Regions from separate parts of the Homo sapiens genome. Here region 1 is linked to region 2. A link is an interaction called in ENCODE POLR2A ChIA-PET data of the cell type or tissue named here. Cell type or tissue: PC-9. All regions are shown on one strand. Region 1 overlaps DKK1 (dickkopf Wnt signaling pathway inhibitor 1). Region 2 has its middle 29 kb from the start of LNCAROD.

Region 1 (5,000 bases), 180 kb before region 2:
ATTTTTGTACACATTGATTGTTATCTTGACTGACAAATATTCTATATTGAACTGAAGTAAATCATTTCAGCTTATAGTTCTTAAAAGCATAACCCTTTACCCCATTTAATTCTAGAGTCTAGAACGCAAGGATCTCTTGGAATGACAAATGATAGGTACCTAAAATGTAACATGAAAATACTAGCTTATTTTCTGAAATGTACTATCTTAATGCTTAAATTATATTTCCCTTTAGGCTGTGATAGTTTTTGAAATAAAATTTAACATTTAATATCATGAAATGTTATAAGTAGACATACATTTTGGGATTGTGATCTTAGAGGTTTGTGTGTGTGTACGTATGTGTGTGTTCTACAAGAACGGAAGTGTGATATGTTTAAAGATGATCAGAGAAAAGACAGTGTCTAAATATAAGACAATATTGATCAGCTCTAGAATAACTTTAAAGAAAGACGTGTTCTGCATTGATAAACTCAAATGATCATGGCAGAATGAGAGTGAATCTTACATTACTACTTTCAAAAATAGTTTCCAATAAATTAATAATACCTACCTAAATGGTCAATATTTTTCGGACAAGGAAGAAAATCATCCACAAAAATAATACTCCAAAGTACTTGGTGATTGGCAGGAACAGGATGTGTGCCCATAAATACAGTTAACAAATACATGCAGATTTTGTACCAAACAAAATAATTTGCAGTATCTTGAGTACTACTGCATGCAAAGCAGACTTGTTCTAATTATTTTGGTTTTAAAATAATTATTAATTAAAAATCACAAATCCTTCCTCATTCCACTCTTTTTTTCTCTTGCTAGGTGAGTTTCATATTTCAAGTTTTGTTTAACCTGAAATCTATTGATTGGAATGAGGATACGGATACAGTATTTTAAAGAAAACCCACAGGAATAAAATCTAAATTTTCTTTGCATTTGTACTTGCCAGATTTCATATTGTTTATACTGAGGAAAAGGGAAAGCAAACTTCCCAATTTATACTTTTTCTGTAGTATTCTAAAGTCTGCACCCAAACCACAAAATGCTGCATTTCAGGCCTGCAAAGGATAGTAGTGACTGATCAATCGTGCAAATATTTCCTTAAATAACGCAGATGTACTAGACCGTTTGTTGTTTTTGTGTTTCTGGAAGTGGTTCAATTTCAAGGGTCTCAACCAGTGGGACACAAGCTTTGGTTGGTTCTTCACTGAAAGAGGAACTGGCAGGATGTCTGCTGTTACATTCCTTTTGTCTGGAAGTCTCAGCTTCCTCACCCAGGAGAAACTTTCTTTTTCTACATGCGCTTGTTTTCTGAAGTGCCAGAAAGGCCAATTCTAAGGCCTGCCATGTCCAATAAAGCACAATAAAGGAAAGGAAACAGGAAACTTTTTCTCCAAAAAGAAGAAAGAAGAGCCTTCTGCTTAAGTGGGGAAAGAAGCAAACTTTTAAAGGGCTTTGGTTATTGGATCCCTTCCTTTCTACAGGAACGGACCTCAGTACATTGACCCTAGTGACAGCCTTTCTTGCTTCTCATCTCCAGATGAGAGATGTGTGGAAGAATACAAAACCAACCAGAGGGATGCCTCTTCTTCCTATCCAGCTGAGAAATTAGGAAGGGATTTCTGTTAAAAAGAATTCTTCATATTTATAAAGGTGGAAAATACCAAGAAAATTGTAGGTTTTTATTAGCTAGTAATAGAGGCTAGACGATGGAAATCAGATAAAATACAAATTCAAAAGAGGATTATTTAAGGAATCTAGAACAATTTGGGTAATGATTGTTTAAAATGTCTGTTGTTGTTGCTGTGTGACTTTTAAACAATGTATTTTAACGGAAAATACATGCATCTGGGAAAATTTCACAAGATATTTTATCGAATGTTAGTATACTCTACACGCTGTCCTGCACCTTGCTTTTTTTACTCTATGCGTCTTGCAGATCATTTTATATAATACATAGAGAGGTGACTCATTCTTTTTAAAGGTTACATTAAGTTTGTAGTATGTCAGAATGGCAATACTATAATTGTTTTAACCAGTGACGTTTAAGTTGTTTCCAGATTTTTTGATCTAACAAATAATGTGTCATGAGTATAGAATTTTTATGTTCATGTACTAGTATAGTTATAGGATGACTCATATTTGAAGCAAAGTACAAAACGCATGCTTTCTGTAGCTACTCATAAATTCTGGTATGAGCAAAATGTCAAGATGCTTGCTTATCACCGACCAAGTGATGATTAAGCTCTTGCTAAACTGTATCAAAGGAGAAAAAGGGAAATACAGGCTTATCCTAACAATTTCACAGTGAACAGTAATCTCTGGCATTCAGTTAAAGCTAGACTTGTTCTAATTACTTTGATTTTGAAATTATTATTAAATAAAATCACAAGCCTTTTCTCACCACTCCCTTTTCTTGTTTTGCTAGAAGAGTTGAATATTTCAAACTTTGTCTAATCTACTGATAAGAATGAGCCTGGCCCTTCACTTTTAAATTGGTGACATTATCAAACTTTATCATACTACCAACTTTCTTTTACGGTCTTAGAGAAAAATAGACAATACTACCATTAGGCTTATAAAGTGTCTTCCACTGAGTTCTATGATTGCAATTTTCATACCTTCTAAAATACTATTCTGAGGACAATATTAAAATATAAAAGAAATACCTTATCTTTACCTTAAAGAAGAAGAAAATAATCTCGTAATTTAAGCATTCAATGTTTGTACAAAAGTGTGTGTACGTATGTGGTCCTTTATATATTGAGTGTAAGGGTTGACAGCTTAGAAATAGTTAATCACATCAAAAATCTAGGACTACAATCTAGGTAATGCTAAGAAATTTTAATTCCATATACCTTTATTTAGTCTGCCACATCCAGTGGGCACTATGCTAGCATTTGAAAAGATGCATATAATATTGGCCTTTAACTTCAAAGAACTTAGTCTTTAGCAAGGGAGATGATGAACATTAGTGCTGGAAGTTGATTTAGTATAGTGGTTAGAAACAGTCTCTAGAATTGGATAGATTTGGGATTGAGTCATGGCTCCCTCAGTAATGTAGATGTGAGACTAACGCATGCATCAGAATACTATTATGTCTAGCTCAATGTAGGCACTCAATTTTAGGTCTTTACTACTGGACAATGAAATGTATATATTATATTATGTCGTATTATCTTACATACATTAATACCTGACAACAGATTAAAATTAATTAAATCAGCCTGTAATTGCTCAGAAAAAGCTTCAGAGAAGAGGTAGTATTTGAACCATCACCTTCTCTTGCGCTTTTATTTCAAGGAAGAAAAAGCACTTAAACTAGAAAAAGCAAAAAGGAGACATGGGTTGATACCGCTCATAAAAATCAGGACGGAAAGCATTCTGCAGACTCACTTGTGATTTCTGTTCCATTGTAATTTGCAATGTCTATCACTTGCCATGCTGACAAGCAAAATTCTGTCCCCAGTATATGTAATCATCCAGTGCAGTTCTGCTCAGTAAATTGCTTAGCCTTTCAGAGACTCCTACTCCAAAATCTTGGGTGAGGGTTCTGATTAGCTTATCTTTAATCAGGGGTCCATCTCTGGTTCAATTGTCTAGCATAGCTACTCAGTTCGTAATATATAAACACAGCTGTCTATATCCATTCTGCCTGTAATAGGAACTATAGTAGTTCTACAAGAGGAATGTGTAGGGACAAATCCCACATCTCAGGTCTATCACAAATTAGTTTTGAAGGATGAGAAGGCATTTACAAGGTAGAAAAGAAGAGAAAGAGTTTCCTTCCTATTGGAGACAGAGGAAGAAGTGTGAGCAAAATTATGGAGTTATAAAAATAAAAATACATAATATATTGAGAAAATAAGTAATATCCCACTGTGGCTAGATTTGGGGGTAGCTAGGAAGAGGATTTTTCTGATTTTTGGTTATATAATTTCTTACCCAGAAAAAATAGACTACTACAATTTTTTATTTTCAGCAACAGTTACTGTGTTAGGTGGCAACGCAATTGAAGAGGATATATTTGAGACATATTTTGTCTGAAAAAATTACAGATGTCACAAACTACAGTGATTTTTTACCAAAAAATTACAAAATAAGGATATTATTTTGTTTCCAGCAATAGTTGTTCCATTAGATTTCAATTAAAGTAAATAATACAAATAATACATTACAAATAATGTAAATAATACCTTTCACAAACACGGTGGATTTTTTGCCAAAAATTTATAAATCCTAATAATGTGACATAGACCCTAAATATTAGCATATGAAAAATTACCTTGCAAGGGCAATGATAACGAACACCCTGCTGTTTAAAACTGCTGAACAAATTCTATAGTAAAAAGTAAAATTGGCAGAAGGCATCAAACATGGCTTATCTTGATAAATTCATATTACGTTTTATAATATTTCACAATCTTTCTCCTGATGAGCAAAAAAAATACTTTTAAAAAGCATCCTGTATGGAAACTTTTCACATATCTGTGATACTCCGAAGTTCAAATTAAAAGCAGAAAATGATAGAGGCATATCTTGTTATATTGTGCTTCACTTGATTTTTTTTTTATAAATTGAAGGTTTGTATCAGCTTCGCATTGTGCAAGTCTATTCGTGTCATTTTTTCCAACAGCATGTGATCATTTCATGTTTCCATGTCACATTTTAGAAACTTTTTCGGCCGGGCGCGGTGGCTCACGCCTGTAATCCCAGCACTTTGGGAGGCCGAGGCGGGCGGATCACGAGGTCAGGAGATCGAGACCATCCTGGCTAACATGGTGAAACCCCGTCTCTACTAAAAATACAAAAAATTAACCGGGCGTAGTGGCGGGCGCCTGTAGTCCCAGCTACTCGGGAGGCTGAGGCAGGAGAACGGCGTGAACCCGGGAGGCGGAGCTTGCAGTGAGCTGAGATTGCGCCACTGCACTCCAGCCTGGGCGACAGAGCCAGACTCCGTCTCAAAAAAAAAAAAGGAAACCTTTTCATTATTATTATATCTA
Region 2 (5,000 bases):
TTTCAAATGTTTGTTGGTCATTTGTATATCTTCTTTCTGAGAATTGTCTATTCATGTCCTTAGCCCAATTTTTGATGAGATTATTTGTTTTTTTCTCGTTAATTTGTTTGAGTTCATTGTAGATTCTGGATATTAGTCTTTTGTCAGATGTATAGATTGTGAAGATTTTCTCCCACTCTGTGGATTGTCTATATACTCTGCTGACTGTTCCTTTTGCCATGCAAAAGCTCTTTAGTTTAGTCAGGTCCCAGATATTTATCTTTGTTTTTACTACATTTGCTTTTGCAAGTGTTCTTGGTCATGAAATCCTTGCCTAAGCCAATGTCTAGAAGGGTTTTTTCAATGTTATCTTCTAGAATTTTTATAGTTTCAGGTATTAGGTTTAAGTCCTTAATCCACCTTGAGTTCATTTTTGTATAAGGCGAGAAATGAGGATTCAGTTTCATTCTCCTACATGTGGCTAGCCAATTATCCCATCACCATTTGTTGAAAAGAGTGTCCTTTTCCCACTTTATGTTTTTGTTTGCCTTGTCAAAGATCAGGTGGCTGTAAGTACTTGGGTGTATTTCTGGGTTTTCTATTCTGTTCCATTGGTCTATGTGCCTATTTTTATACCAATACCATGCTGTTTTGGTGACTATGGCCTTATAGCATAGTTTGAAATCAGGTAGTGTGATGCCTCCAGATTTTCTCTTTTTGCTTAGTCTTGCTTTGGCTATGCAGGCTTTTTATTGGTTCTATATGAATTTTAGAATTTTTTTTTATAATTCTGTGAAGAATGATGGTGGTATTTTGATGGGGATTGCATGGAATTTGTACATTTCTTTTGGCAGTATGTTCATTTTCACAATATTAATTCTATCCATTCATGAGCATGGGATGTGTTTCCATTAGTTTACGTTGTCTATTATTTCTTTTAGCAGTGTTTCATAGTTTTTCTTGTAGAGGTCTTTGGACTGCATCCAAAGGTATATTTCTAAGTATTTTATTTTATTTTATTTTATTTTATTTTATTTTATTTTACTTTTTGCAGCTATTGTAAAAGGGGTTGAGTTCTTGATTTGATTCTCTGCTTGGTCACTGTTGGTGTATAGAAGAGCTACAGATTCGTGTACATTAATTTTGTACCTCAAAACTTTGCTGAATTCTTCTATCAGCTCTAGGAGCTTCCTGGAAGAGTCCTTAGGGTTTTCAAGGAAAACGGTTATATCATCAGCAAACAGTGACAGTTTGACTTCCTCTTTACTGATTTGGATGTCCTTTATTTCTTTCCCTTGTCTGATTGCTCTGGCTAGGACTTCCAGTACTGCATTGAAGAGGAGTGGTGAGAGTGGGCATCCTTACCTTGTTCCAGTTCTTAGAGGGAATGCTTTCAACCCTTCCCCATTCAGCATTATGTTGGATGTTGGTTTGCCATAGATGGATTTTATTACATTAAGATATGTCCCTTGTATGCCGATTTTGTTGAGAGTTTTAATCATAAAGGATGCTGGATTTTGTTGAATACATTTTTGAATCTATTGAGATGATCATGTGATCTTTGTTTTTAATTCTCTTTCTGTGGTGTATCACATTTATTGACTTATTATCATGCTTCTTGGTGTGGATCTTTTGCTAGTGAGTTCTTATCCATTCTGAGGTTCTGTATCTCTTAAGCAGAGCATTTAGGCCATTTGCATTCAATGTTAGTATTGAAATGTGAGGTACCGTTGCATTCATCGTGCTCTTTGTTGCCCGTGTACTTTGGGTTTTTGTTTTTTGTTTTTGCTTTTTAACTTGTATTTTTGTTTAATAGGTCCTGTGTGATTTATGCTTTAAAGAGGTTCTGTTTTGATGTGTTTCCAGGACTTGTTTCAAGATTTAGAGCTCCTTTTAGCAGTACTTACAGTGGTGGCTTGGTAAGGGCAAATTCTCTCAGCATTTGTTTGTCTGAAAACAGTTGTATCTTTCCTTGATATATGATGCTTAGTTTTGCTGCATACAAAATTCTTGGCTGATAATTGTTTTGTTTGAGGAGGCTGAAAATAGGGCCCCAATCCCTTCTAGATCGTAGGGTTTCTGCTGAGCAATCTGCCGTTAATCTGATAGGTGTTCCTTTACAGGTTACTTGGTGCTTCTGCCTCACAGCTCTTAAGATTCTGTCCTTCGTCTTATCTTTGGATAAATCAGGGATATCCTCTTAGTGTGGATTCTTTGCTGGTGAACTAGTATGATTTTGCGGGGGCGTGTTGAAGAGCTTTGTTTTGTTATATTACCAGGGTTGGTTTCTGGTTCCTTCTCATTTGGGTAGGCTCTGTCAGAGGGAAGGTCTAGGGTTGAAGGCTGTTGTTTGGAATCTTTTGTCCCTCAGAGTGTTCCCTTGATGTAATACTTTCCCTCTTTTCCTGTGGATGTGGCTTCCTGTGAGCCGAACTGCAGTGATTGTTGTCTCTCTTCTGGGTCTAGCTACCCAGCGAGTCTACCCAGCTCTGGGGTGATATTGGGGTTGTCTGCACAGAGTCCTGGGATGTTAACCTCTATGGGTCTCTCAGCCATGGATACCGGTGCCCATTCTGGTGTAGATGGTGGGGGGTGTGCAATGGACTCCATGAGGGTTCTTAGCTTTGGTGGTTTAATATTCTATTTTTGTGTTGGTTGGCCTCCTGCCAGAAGGTGGCACTTTCCAGAGAGTATCAGCTGTGATATTATGGGGAGGAACTGGCAGTGGCCAGGGCCCTAGAACTCCCAGATTATATGCCCTTTGTCTTCCACTACCAGGGTGGGTAGGGAAGGACTATCAGGTGAGGGCGGGGCTAGGTGTGTCTGAGTTCAGCCTCTCCTTGGGCAGGTCTTGCCGCGGCTGCTGGGAGGGATGGGGGTGAGATTCCCAGGTCATTGGAGTTGTGTATCTAGGAGGATGATTGCTGCCTCTGCTGAGTCATGCAGGTTGTCAGGAAAGTTGAGGAAAGTCGGCAGTCACAGGCCTCACCCAGTTCCCACGCAATCTGAAGGGCCGGTCTCACTCCCATTGTGCCCCATCAATAGCCCCCAGACCATTTCCAGCTGGAGAGCGATACAGGCTTGAAAACATACCCCAGGCTATCTGCCTCCCAGCTGTGAAAGAAAAGGGCTTGGTTCTTTCCCTGCCTAAGGAGTCTGCACACCGGATTTACATCCTCCCCCGAGTGCTGGCCAGAAGGCTTCTCACCTGTTCAAATTGTTACGAAGTTCAGTTAGAGATTTGCTTCTCCCTGTGTAGTTTTACCCCCTGCTCCTCTCCCGTTGGATCCCTGTATTGCCAGGCAGGAATGGCCTGCTACAGGACCCCGCGAGCTCCCAGGGCCTTTCTGCTGCTTTCTGTACCCCTGTATTTCACTCGGCTCTCCAAATGGACTCAGCTCCAGGTAAGGTCATAAACTTCTCCTGCAAACAGACCTTCAGCGTCTCCAGTGGGGGTGTGTGTTTGGGAGAGGAGGGTCTCCCTTTCCCACTTCTGCAGTTGGGGCACTTAGAGTTTTGGGGGGTCTCCTGGGTCCTTCAGGAGTAGTCCACTTCCTTCAGAGGGTCTGTAGGTCTTCTCTGGATTGCTGATTTCTAGATGGCTTTTATAAACAATGCTGCAACCAACATGTTGGTACACATGTATTTGAAAATATGTGTGCGATAGCTTGAAGATAAAGTCCTTGAAGTAAAAATTCTTTGTCAAAAGGCATGCTAATTTGAATTTCAAAAGATATTGTCAGGTAAGTAATATGATACTTTTTGAAGCAAGAAAATTCATTGCTGGAACATTTATACTTGTTATAAATTTTTAATATATCTAACCAAATCAGCCTTATTCTAAATTTTAACCACTGTTTCTGTTTCTGCCCTCTGGAAGAACCACCACCGCAAAAATAAGTATTTGCCTTTGTAGTATAACTTACATTGAAATACTTTTAAAAAGGCTCATCTAAATATTTTTCTCTTCATGTAGAACATTCTCAGTTTTGCAACTATTCATCTTCGGAACAGTTTCAGAACCTTTATCTGACTGTTTATAATTCTCTGACTTTATCTGTGTCTTTAAGTGTGCTGCTTTCTCCCAGTGCAAAGCCTTGTGAAAAACTTGCAGAGATCTCGTTTGCAATTGATGTGGTCCAAGGAAGAGCCCTCACAAATTCTTACTTCATCTACCAGGGTGTGACAAGACACCATTTCATTTGTTGAATTTTTTTTTGAATTGGAATGAATTAAAGATACATTGCCTTGTCCTACTTAGTATGATAGGAAACAGATTATTTTAGACAGAAATTTTAATGAGCACATGCTATATTTTAGTAAGTTTTTTTTTCTTATGGGTCACAAATGTAATTCCTCTAGATTCCCCAGTTTGTGTAGAGAAGACACTACAGAGTTTTTATGTAGACTAGAAGTTTTTCTATGCATTTATAAGTACATATATTATGCATGTAAAATACACACATATATCTTTTACATTATCTTATACATAATGTCAAATTGAATCTCATTGCATAAATATTAATAAAGGTTTTTAAATCTTTGTATAAAATAAGATTTATAAATCATAAAATGAGATTCAACTTGACATAATGTTCTGCAACCTTTTACACTTGGATCTAGTATTTTTCCTGGGAATTAACATTATTCTTACTTTTTCATAGTTTCTGCAATGTATTTGTTCTCTTGTTTAGAATATCAGAACTTTCTCTTCCAATTTTCTTCGCCATTTCTCAAATATTTGTTCAAGATCACCTCGTACGGCTTTATGATCATTAAAAAATTATTAACAGAACATAGACATGGAAGGCTGTATGTTCTATGGAGTATACTCTGGGGAGCATCTTAAGGCCATCTTTCTAATCAAGTATATATGTACTATGGTTGCTGCAAAGCTGCATTGTAAACATGGAACATAAACCCACAGAAAGACTTGTGCAGAGCGCTCATAGAAGCCTTATCTACAATATCACAATATTACTAGCCAAATGTCTGTTGACAGGTGAATGGATACACAAAAT

The links. Peaks named below come from ENCODE experiments on the same cell type or tissue, not always from the same donor. Only the 100,000 strongest peaks of a DNase experiment are listed, where the experiment ranks them.
Region 1: POLR2A ChIA-PET joins it to region 2 with 7 read pairs; 12 of 35 experiments call an interaction of 5 or more read pairs at or near these places.

What each region holds. Positions count from the first base shown.
Region 1 is chr10:52,317,106-52,322,105 of GRCh38, forward strand. DKK1 (dickkopf Wnt signaling pathway inhibitor 1) reads left to right here. Exons shown (of 4, transcript NM_012242.4): 4 at 1-552. Among named protein-coding and RNA genes, the nearest start is that of DKK1, 5.3 kb to the left of the region's middle. RefSeq lists an enhancer at 1,159-2,358. In PC-9, no CTCF peak of the experiment used is centred here; a DNase peak (open chromatin) is centred at 2,126; H3K4me3 peaks cover 1,871 bases; H3K27ac peaks cover 3,635 bases.
Region 2 is chr10:52,496,622-52,501,621 of GRCh38, forward strand. No RefSeq gene overlaps it. Among named protein-coding and RNA genes, the nearest start is that of LNCAROD, 29 kb to the left of the region's middle. RefSeq lists an enhancer at 2,555-3,754. In PC-9, no CTCF peak of the experiment used is centred here; a DNase peak (open chromatin) is centred at 2,860; H3K4me3 peaks cover 1,487 bases; H3K27ac peaks cover 1,491 bases.